Linked DNA regions of Homo sapiens: region 2 is linked to region 1. Evidence: chromatin contacts called from ENCODE Hi-C data. All regions are on one chromosome and are shown on one strand. The core of a region is the stretch at or near the end of the contact, and the rest is flanking DNA. Distances in the headings are between cores, read along the strand shown.

Region 1 (5,706 bases), core at 1,061-3,560:
CTGCTACTGTATGCACATGGTAGAAAATGGCTGTCTCTGATGGCCCTCCCTGGTCTGTTCACCTGTGTCTTCCTTGTGCCCAGAGCTGTGCCTGGCACAAAGTGTCCTCTTAGTTCAAGCAGCCCACAAGGTGTGCCTAGAAATGCAAAGATGCCCTATGGCCACATTCCTGGGACAGCATCTGATTGGTCCAGCCAGGTCAGGTGCCCATCCCTTATCCAATCGGCTGTGGCCATGGGGAAGGTCTTGTGCCTCCAGCCCCTTCAGTGGAGGCCAGGGGGCAGGATCTTTGGAAAGGGGCCCCAAGTAGGCTCATGAAGAAGAGAACTTGGTGGCTGTCATAACCTGATGTTCCAGACAACTGCAGGCTCCTGGTCCCTCCTGGCACATAAAGAGGTTCATGAGGTCAGGTTCTGCTTTAATGAAACAAACAGCTCTCATGGAGACCGAGAGAGGTGAGGTATGTGCACCCACAGATGCGCAGCATTTCCGAAGATGAAACTTTCCCCGTGCCTCCCTCTCTCCACCCCACCCCCGCCACTACACCCCGCACCCTCAAACCCAGGGATACTACCTGAAGAGCTCCTTAAAGCCTCTCAAAACGTCCAGATATCCCCAGCCTCAAATCTCATCTTCTTGGAGATAGCCTGACTTCATTTTCTTCAACTAAAGCCTGAAATGAGAAGAGGACAAGAAGGGCTGGATTGGAGGGACTGCCGGGGAGGTGGGAGCAAGGCTTCCTCCCTGCTTGGAATGACCCTTACTTACCACGTGGCACTTAGATCAGGTTGGGTCCCAACAGGAAGCAGTTAAGATGGTTTGAGAAGTATTCATTTACAAAGGGGCCATCAACAAAGATGTGGGGGTAGGAGAACCACAGGGATAGTACAAGAAGCAGGAGCTGTTATCACCCTAGAGCCAAAGGGAATAGGGGAGGTCGTGGCTACCCCAAACTTAGAAGGGGACAGAGTTGAGTACAGGAGGCCACCTTAAAAGAAATGGGGGCCTTCAGTGGAAGGATCAGTCAGCCCAAGTAGACTTCACAGGGAGGAAGATAGACTAAATGCGTCCCCTCATTCTCCTCTGCCCTCTGATCTCTTGGTGGGGCTTCCCTATTGGCTGGAACTGGCCAACGGGAGCCAAAGGGTGGGGGGCCCTTTGAGATGAGTGCAATGAATGCATAAGGGTCAGCTTCCTGGGGCACAGGGCAGGGAGGAGGGGGTGGAGGGTGGGCCTGGAGGGGAAGATGGAAGATGTCGTGAACATCTACTTCCATATTGGGTCGCACTCTACGGTGTGGACTCCTCTAGGTCAAGCTATTTGGCTCCTTGTTCTTTTTGTTCCCAGTACACAACCTAGCGTACGGCTCATGCTTCCAATCGTGTTTGCTGACACCCTGAATGAATTCCGTCGTGCCTCTTTGTTTCTCTCATTGGCAGTGTAGTGGCAGTTAATGACATTTCGACAGAATGGAACCGAAACACTTCCTTTTTTCTTTTTTTTCTGAGACAGGGTCTGGCTGTATCGCCCAGGCTGGAGTGCAGTGGCACGAATCTCAGCTCACTACAACCTCCACCTCCTGGGCTCAAGTGATCCTCTAACCTCAGACTCTCGAGTAGCTGGGATGCACACTACCATACCCGGCTAATTTTTTTTGGATTTTTTTAGTAGAGACAGGGTTTCGCTTTGGATTTTTTTAGTAGAGACAGGGTTTCGCCATGTTGCTCGGTCTGGTCTCAAACTCCTGGGCTCAAGAGATCTGCTTGCCTCAGCCTCCCAAAGTGCTGGGATTACAAGTGTGCGCCACTGCACTTGGTCTAGAAACACTTCCTAAGGTGAAAGTTTGGAGGGTGGAAGAAGAAAAAGAGAAAGGAACCAGAAATGCCCCAAAGATGAAGGCTGAATGATGCTGGAGCTGTTTCACTTTCTTCTCAGGAAGTGTAAATAATGAGCTGTACTTTCTTCTTCATTCACAGTAGTAATAAAAACACAATAACTGGCATATGCAGTGCTTCCAAGCCGACCAAGTGGTTTATATGCATTACCTCATCGGATCCCCTCAACAGCCCTGTAAGGTACACGATATTGTCATCCCAATCTTATAGACCAGGCTTAGAGAGGTTAAGTGGTTGGTCAGCCAGTGAGTGTTGGTGGAGCCACCACTGGGACTTTGAGTCCATTTCCACTGTCACCACTTGTGCTCTGCTGCCCTCCTGCCAGAACACCTCTCAGGCCTGTTCCTTACTGGGCAGGCTGTCCAGATCGGAACCTCCTCCTTTCAAGAGGCTAAACTAAACAGCTGAGCAGGAACAAGAGCAAACAGGGCAGGAAGAGAGGAGGAGCCCTGCAGAACACAGTGGCCCTTTGTTTTCTGCTGCCACCTCCTGGATCATCAACACCCTTTTGTCCTCTGTTCTCTGCTTCAAATACAGGCTGAGCTGGGGTGGCGGGGGGAATGCCCTTCCTACTCATTGCACAACTATATAATAATCTTGAATATTTTAAATTGAAGTCATTTAAAAAGGAAGGAAATTCTGACACATGTGATTGAAGACATTATGTTAAGTGAAATTAGCTGGTCACAAAAGGACAAATCCTGTATGATTCCACTCATATCATGTACCTAGAGTCATGAAATTCATAGAGACAGAAAGTAGAATGGTAGCTGCCAGGGGCTAGGGGGCGGGCAGAAAAGAGGAGAAGCAGAAGTTATTGTTTAATGGGTACAGAGTTTCAGTTTTGCAAGATGAGAAAAGTTCTGGAGATGGATGGTGCTGATGATTACAAAACAACGTGAGTGTATTTAATGACACTGAACTGTACACTTAGAAATGGTTAAAATAGTAAATTTTACTATATATATATATATGTTTCTTTTTTTTTTTTTCTGAGACAGTCTCACTCTGTTGCCCAGGCTAGAGTACAGTGGTGCAATCACAGCTCACTGCAACCTCTGCTTCCCAGGCTCAAGCAATCCTCCTGCCTCAGCCTCCCAAGTAGCTGGGATTACAGGTGTGCATGACCACACCCAGCTAGTTTTTGTATTTTTAGTAGAGACGGGGTTTCACCATGTTGCCCAGGCTGGTCTTGAACTCCTGACCTCAAGTAATCCTCTGGTCTCGGGCTCCCAAAGTTCTAGGATTATAGGCGTGAGCCACCACACCCAACTCTGCTATATATATTTTACACAATTTTTAAAAAACTGAATTCAGCAAACATTTAATGAGCATCTACTCTGTGCTCTGTACTGGGCATTTAAAACCATAAATCATCAGCCCCACCTTCAAGGATCTGTCAGTCCCATTGGGCAAAGTGACATAAATGTACCCAGCCCTGTGTGAAAAGTGCAACAATGGCAGAGTGCACACGCGACTGAAATAGCACCAAGGAAGAAGAGCCAGTTCTGCAGCAAGGTGTGGGGAGGAGTCATGAATCTTTCCTGAAGGAAGCCACATTTCCAGGAACTGAGATGACTTCACGTGTGTAAAGAGGTTGGGCGGGAAGTGGGGCTGCTGAGGACACACAGAACATTCCAAGCAGAGAAATAGCATGAGGAAAAATATAGAGGTGTGAAACGGCACATCGCTGAGTCTCCTCTCCAACTCCTTGCCTTGATTTGTGGGGATATAACTAAACCCATATCCCCTTATTCTATACGATTGATATGTCTACAGGAGTGTTTCTCAAACCATCTGTGATAAAGGACCAGAATATATATATATATATATATATATAATTTCTAGTACATCATAGACTGATATGTGACCCTACTGCATATGACTATTATAGAGTTCATGCCATGTGTGACTTACCATGGAAGATGGAATTGATTTATTTCCTATTCAACAAGAGTTCACTGATCACACACTTGGACATCACAGCAAGGTCAAGTTGCTTTCAAGGCTTCTCAATGGTTTACTGTCATTTTCCATGTTTATATCATTGTGATCCAGAGCTGGTTCACGGGCCACACTTTGAGTAGCGAGTAGCACTGCTGGTCTATAAGAGGGTGAGCCCCTTAAAGAGAGGGAACCATATCTTTTCATTTTATCTGTCCTTGTGCATGCCTCCTGTTTCTTAGCAAGCCCACCCAAAAAGCCCTCTTCTTGCCCAGAAAGGGATGCCCACTTGTTAATCAGCTAGTGTTTTCCCAGTGTTTTGAATTTGGAAAGCTCTGCTGGTATTAAATACTATTATTATTATTAGTCTTGTGTCCACTAAAGTGGATGCCATTTAATTAGAACTGCATAATAAGCAAATCTGCCTTAATTGGCTGGGATGTGGCTGAAAAACCATTTTGTGTCTGCTCTGCACTCTCTGTTCTGTGGCCATCACATCGAGTTCTCTGGCAATGGGTCATTTTGGAGACCTTGGGCAGGGTTTAGGGAAGGTTATCTGGCTACTGATTAACACTTAATTAGCACCTTTTTCATGTAGCACAGCAGTGACTTTGTAAATTTAAAAATTTCAGGGGACCACTTAATGTGGAATTAAAGTACAAGTACAATATTTAAGATGCATGAAATTGTTTTACGCATTACAGCATTAACTAGCTCTTAATTTATGCAGTGCATGCCAGAGAAGGGCAATTAAAGTGTAGCAGGGAAAAAAATTATAGATCTCTACGTTGTCCTGTCTTTTCCTCTAATGATGCTTTTGAAGGTTTTTGCTACATTCATATCTCAACTCCTGTTCTAGATTTAGGAGTAACTGGTAAGTTCTGAAGCTTGTTTGCCCCATAGGAATTGGCATTATCTTTAAGCCGAAGCCATCTCCAACCAATGTCTCCCTTCCAGGACCTAGAAATCCACTTAGCCTCAGTGATTGGTCCAGGGATAGGCACATAGCCTGACTAGCACCAATGAGATGTCAGGAGACTGTTGCTGGGGCCTTATGGAAAAGTGATGCTAAAGGTATCTTCCTCGGTAGCTGTTGGAGGGAGTTGTTCTCTTTTCCTTTGGCCTGTGTGGTGTGGAGATGTGAGGTGCGGAACCATGGCAGTCGTTTTGTAAGCAGTCTGGAGCGGCGGGGGAGGCGGTGTTTGAAATTTGGGGACGAATCCAACACCACAGGATTGCTATATGGCAAGATGAAGAGAAGCCCAACCCTGAGAGATATTGGGTTGGGACTTGTCTGAAGGCAGTATGATCTCTGGACTTTTGAATTAGATTGGAGTCTATACATCTGTTGCATATTCCCCTTCTCTGTCTTTTTTTTCTTTTTTTCTGAGACGGAGTTTCGCTCTTGTCGCCCAGGCTGGAGTGCAATGGCATGATCTCGGCTCACTGCAACCTCCGCCCCCTGGGTTCAAGCAATTCCCCTGCCTCAGCCTCCCGAGTAGCTGGGATTACAGGCACCTGCAACCACGCCCAGCTAATTTTTGTATTTTTAGTAGAGACGGAGTTTCACCATGTTGGCTAGGCTAGTCTTGATCTCCTGACCTCAGGTGATCTGCCTGCCTCGGCCTCTCAAAGTGCTGGGATTACAGGCGTGAGCCACTGCACCCGGCCCCTTCTCTGTCTATATTCATGTTGTTCCCTTTTACTGGAATGTTCTTTCCTTCCTTCTCTATCCTTTGAGGCCAAGTCCAAATGCCACCCATTGAAGAAGCGTGCCTTGACCTGAACCATGCTCGGGGTGGTCAGAGTCATGCCTGCTAATGACCCTTCCTTGAACTTCTCCTTCAGCACAGAGCACATACTGCCC
Region 2 (5,713 bases), core at 3,073-5,572, 65 kb before region 1:
TAAAATAAAAAATCCTGAATTGCCTTGCCACAAAAATCTGACTAGTATAGAATTAATAAAGTCAGATGATCACAGACTATGAAAGTTCTCAGAGACTTAGAAATCCTCTAACGTAGTCTTACTCTACCACCAAGAATCAGACCAGGGAGATCAAGACCTATGGATATAGGAAAGGCAGAATTTTGGAGCTCCAGTGGCACAATTGGTTATATAGGAAAGGCAGAATTTTTAGGAAGCACTGTGGAAGGGGGAAAATATTTCTGATCCTTTTGTACAACCCTCCTTCCCCAATCCTTCCCCCACTCATCATGCCTTTCCTGGTGCCCAGCAACAAAGGTGTAACATTATCACAGTGAGGAATAGTTTTTGCAGTGCTTTCACAAACATCATCTCATTCCCCTCCCCAAGCACATTGTGAGGTCTGTGCAGTGGGCATTATGAGTCCCATTATACAGATGAGGTTACCCACCAAGGCTCAGAGAGCTTAAAAGACTTTGCTCCAGAGTCGATGCATGTTTCAGTTAGGATTATGCACAGACACTCAAAATAGCTGTGGTTAAAACAACATAAGAGTTTATTTTTCTTTCCCATTGGAGACTGGGGGTAAGCTCTGCTCCACAAAGTTATAGGGACCAAGGATCCATCCATTGCTCTGCCATTACTAGGATGTGGTCCTTGCCTTCATGATCCAAGATAGCAGCTAGAACTCCAGCCATCACATTTTCATTCCAGGCAGCATAATGAAAGAATGGGTGGATGATAAAAAGAGGGAAGAAAAGCCTGCCCTTTCCCTTTAAGGACACTTGCTGAAAGTTGCACTCACCATTTCTACCCTGCCTCCAGAATTTAGTCACATGGCCACACCTAATTGCAAGGAAGGCTAGGAAATATGGTCTTTATTCCAGATGATCATGTGCCCAAGTAAAAATTCGAGGCTCCATTTCTGTGAAAAGAGGGACACCATATATTGGGAAAAACTAGTCATTTCTGCTACAGTGATTTTGCCATCGAGGGAGGAATCAGCTTTTAAATCTAGTTTATCTTTTCTTTCTTTTCTCTTCTTTTTTTTTTTTTTTTATAGAGACAGGGTCTCACTATGTTGCCCAGGCTGGTCTTGAACTGGCGTCAACCAATCCTCCTGCCTCAGCCTCCCAAAGTGCTGAGACTATAGGCGTGAGCCACCGCACCCAGCCTAAATCTAGTTTTTCTGACTCCAAATCCTCCCTTCTTTACCCTCCATGTCATGTGTGTCATGTGGCATTTCTTTTTTCTTTTTTTTTTTTTTTTTGAGACGGAGTCTCTCTCTGTCGCCCAGGCTGGAGTGGAGTGGCGCCATCTTGGCTCACTGCAAGCTCCACCTCCCGGGTTCACACCATTCTCCTGCCTCAGCCTCCTGAGTAGCTGGGACTACAGGCGCCCGCCACCACGCCCGGCTAATTTTTTGTATTTTTAGTAGAGATGGGGTTTCACCATGCTAGCCAGGATGGTCTCAATCTCCTGACCTCGTGAGCTGCCCACCTTAGCCTTCATGTGGCATTTCTTATGTATAATTTGATTCACAGAAGTATAGAATTTTGTCACTGGGAAGGACTTTGGGAGTTCTCCTGTCATCTGCTGGTTGGATGCCTGAATTAGCTCTAAAACCTACTAGACTAATGCCCATTGCCTTTCTCAAACATCTTGTAGGCCAGCCCATTTGGAAGCAGCTCCAGCTGTTAACAAAGATCTTTCTGTGACTGGTCCCAAACCAGCTTCCCTGGCCTCTCTGACCATTGGTCCTCACCGTGTCTTTTAGTACCTCTCAGAGCAGAAAGCATCTGCTCTTCTCTTCACTCCTCTCAAAGCAGCCCTTCAGATGTTTGAAGATGACCTTTCTGTTCCCTGAGCCATTTCTTCTCCAGGCTAAATGTTCCATATTCCGCCAACCAGTCCTGGACATCTCCTTCTGGACATCGTCCCAGTGATTTGTAGCTTCCACACTAGGACACACTAGCTAAGAAGAGAGGAGTCTTCCTGAAGACTAAGCAGCAGGGTACTCAACCTTCAACCCTTTCAGCAAGAGGGACTTATGTGCAGTGAATGCAGAGACTATTCACAGGAGCAAGGTCTCCGCTCCCACTCTAAATCCTCTGCAAAATGCATAGAGGGGGCAGGACCAGAAGAGACAACCCTGGGATGATGTCTTTGACATCTAGGATGCTCTTTCAAGGCTTCTTTAGTCTTTGGGATTCTAAGCCTTGCAGTAAAAGCACAGGCCCAGGGAAAGCTATCTGGATGCTCATATAAGTTAAGATCAAATTTGGCCACAAGTAACAGAAAACCTAACCAACAAGAAATTCAGGTTGGTGTCAATTTAGCCTTGTCATTAAAGACCCAGACTCCTTCTATTTCCTTGATCTTCCATCCTCAACATGGGGCTTTTATCCTCATGGCTGCAAGAAAGCTGCTGCACTTCTAGGCATTGCAACTGCATTTCAGGAAGGAAGACAGAGGAGTGCAGAAGACAAAGGGTGGTGTTTATTTGCTTGTTTGTTTTTTGAGACAGAGTCTCACTCTGTCACTCAGGCTGCAGTGCAGTGGCATGATCTCAACTCACTGCAACCTCCGCCTCCCAGGTTCAAGCAGTTCTACTGTCTCAGCCTCCTGAGTAGCTGGCACTACAGGCATATGCCACTACGCCCGGCTAATTTTTGTATTTTTAGTAGAGATGGGGTTTTGCCATGTTGGCCAGGCTGGTCTTGAACTCCTGACCTCAGGTGATCCACCCACCTCGACCTCTCAAAGTGCTGGGATTACAGGCGTGAGCCACGGCACCCTGCGGACAAAGGGTATTTTAAAAGAGAAATGTTCTCTTTTACCTGGAAGCCCCAAACTTGTGAGTTTCGTTTATAGATCATTGACCAGAACTGAGACACATGTGTCCTCTGCCCAGCTGCATGGGAGTCTAGGAAGAGGAGCATTTTAACTTTCCAGTTTCTATGGTAGAAGACAAAGGAAAAGAGGACTGTGAATGGTTTAGGGGTGGCCATTCCAGTGTGTGCCATAATGTTCTTCTGCAAAATAAAGGAATTAGACTCAATAGTTTCTCAATTCCTTTCCGGATGACATTGTGTGGGAGTGGACTGGTGAGAAGCTGCATGAGCTAATGGAAAAAACACCTGAGGCCGGGCGTGGTGGCTCATGCCTGTAATCCTAGCACTTTGGGAGGCCAAGGCGGGCGGATCACCTGAGGTCAGGAGTTTGAAACCGGCCTGGCCAACATGGCAAAACCCCATCTCTACTAAAAATACAAAATTAGCCGGGCGTGGCGGCAGGCGCCTGTAGTCCCAGCTACTCAGGAGGCTGAGGCAGGAGAATCGCCTGCACCCGTGAGGCAGAGGTTGCAGTGAGCCGAGGTCACACCAATGCACTCCAGCCTGGGCGAGAAGAGTGAAACTCCGTCTCAAAAAACAAACAAACAAACAAAAAACACTTGAAGTCGGTTTTGTTACTGTAAAGCCTGGAGTTTGAATCCTGGCTCTGCCATAACAAGCCCTGTGACCTTAGATAAGTCACTTAACATCCCTGAGCTCCATTTGCTTTATGTATAAAATGAGGATAATAATATTCACCTCTCAACGATGCTGTGAAGATTGGGGTCATATGTCAAGTTCCTAGCACAGAGATGGGCGCACATACTACTCACTCCTCAAAATGACAGCTGAGTCACAATGCTGGCTGATACGTCTCAGCTTTCTATGGGCGACCAGGATGCTGCTCAAGCTTTACCCAGGGCCAAGAGCTCCCTCCTCTCTCCCTCTCCCCCTACTTCCCCTGCTTGCAACCACCAATGGTGACCAGTAATGATCCAGATCATATCCAGACCTCTAAGGTAGCAAACTAATTGGTCCTGGTGGAGATAACTTGGACCACCCAGGCAGGCAGCTCAGCATGGATAGAGGCCACCTCAGTGGATGTTAAACATTAACAAAATCGTAGAGTGGAAATGCTGGCAACGCTTTAATCAGAGCAGGGCTGGCGGGTGTTGAGACCATGCAGATGAAGTGCGGCTCAGAGCTTGAGGGGCTATAGCTTAGGTGGCACCGGAGGTGGTACCCTGAGCCTGCCCTGAGCCAAGAAACGCCTCCATGCAAGGCCAGGGTGTCCTCTCTGGGGAGGAAGCCCCACGTGCTTGAAGGTTTCTTAAAATAGAGCCAAAAGGGTTTCTGCTGCCAGCGCTAAGGAGCTGAGGGCTTTTCCCTCTCCCGCTGAAGGTTGTAATTCTCCTGCCATGATTCGGGTTCCCCTTGCCAGGACTGCTTAGCATTACTGGCTGATCTGAAGGAGGCTTGGGGCCTTTGATGACACTGCCTGATGACTCAGAACTGAACGCAGCTTGGAAGCGCTAACTGAGCAGATTGTTCAGGGCAAGCTGGGGCTGTCTTCTGCCTTCTGAAGATCTATGGTTTGGGCCCTGTTATTGGCTAAATCATGTCCCCCACCACAATTCAGATGTTCAAGTCCTATGCCCTGGGATCTCAGAATGTGACTGTATTTGGAGACAGGACCCTTAAAGATGTGATTAAATTAAAATGAGGTCTTTATACTGGACCCTGATCCACTATGTCTGGTGTCCTTATAAGAATAGGAGGCCAGGCACGGTGGCTCACGCCTGTAATCCCACCACTTTCGGAGGCTGAGGCTGCAGGATTGCTTGAGGCCAGGAGTTCAAGACCAGTCTGGGCAACATAGCAAGATCTTGTCTCTACAAAAAATTTAAAAATTAGCCGGGCATGATCGTGTGCTTCTAGAGTCCCAGCTACTCGGAAGGCTGAGGCAGGGAGTTGGAGACTGCAGTCTTAAAAAACAAAACAAAAACTAAAGCGAAAACAAAAACAAAAGAAAGAGGAGATGAGGACACAGACGTACACAAAGGAAAGACCATGTGAAGACACAATGATAAGAAGGCCACATGCAGGCCAAGGTCAGAGGCCTCAGAAGGAACCAACCCTGTGACACCTCAATCTAGGATTTCCAGCCATAAGAACTGTGAGAAGATAAATTTCTGTTGTTTAAGCTTCCCAGTGTGTGGTACCTCGTTGCAGCAGCCCTCATAGTCTAATACAGGCTTTTACAACTCCGTTCTGTGCTTTGACCCTGAAAAAAGAAGAAGATGAAGGAGAGGATACTAGTTTGAAGTGATTGGCACTGATCTGTCTTCTCACACCTATAAACTGCTATATGCCTGGTATCTATTATGATCAGGATATATTTATAATAGACCACAGGAGCCGATTGTGGCTAATAGTGGTGAAACTGTCCTCACAAGGTTGACAAAAATTGCATGCCGGGTTCTGGACAGAAATATAGTTATCATTAAGCATCAGTTAGACTGCACTCTGGCCCACTTCCTTGTTGCTAAAAGTCCTGCAGCACTAGATACTGACCATTTGTCCTGTAGATAGGATTTCTGACTGTTTAAGAGTTGATTTGCATTCCCATCATTCCTACAGACAGGATCTCTGACATTAGAATCATAAGGTTTTTGTTTAAGGATGACTTACGATGGTTTTCAGACCTTGAATTCCCGCAACCAGTTTGAAGACCCCCACAGAGGAACAAGATCAGCACGAGAACAGAGTTTCTTCACCTTCTGGTCCCATGACTTCACTCTGCACTCTTCCACCAATCAACCGTCTCCACACTTTGGCCCACTCCAAAACCCTTAAGAATT

The links. Hi-C counts contacts between places; a loop is a spot of excess contacts on that map. Pooled maps may share reads with other maps.
Region 2: a loop to region 1 is called in a pooled map, with 2.3 times the contacts of the local background. The contact joins two enhancer-like sites. A Hi-C loop is called at or near these places in 2 of 168 maps with a recorded cell type or tissue (K562 and breast epithelium), 1 of 37 single-sample maps with no recorded cell type and 5 of 50 pooled maps.

What each region holds. Positions count from the first base shown.
Region 1 is chrX:40,466,166-40,471,871 of GRCh38, forward strand. No RefSeq gene overlaps it. Among named protein-coding and RNA genes, the nearest start is that of ATP6AP2, 110 kb to the right of the region's middle. RefSeq lists an enhancer at 2,212-2,506. Within about 2 kb of position 2,311, at least 8 of the 41 ENCODE cell types and tissues checked have a DNase peak (open chromatin) inside an H3K27ac peak, as active enhancers do.
Region 2 is chrX:40,399,014-40,404,726 of GRCh38, forward strand. It overlaps LOC105373182 (a long non-coding RNA gene), which reads left to right. Exons shown (of 3, transcript XR_001755830.1): 3 at 1-1,029. Among named protein-coding and RNA genes, the nearest start is that of LINC03099, 140 kb to the left of the region's middle. Within about 2 kb of position 4,323, at least 2 of the 41 ENCODE cell types and tissues checked have a DNase peak (open chromatin) inside an H3K27ac peak, as active enhancers do.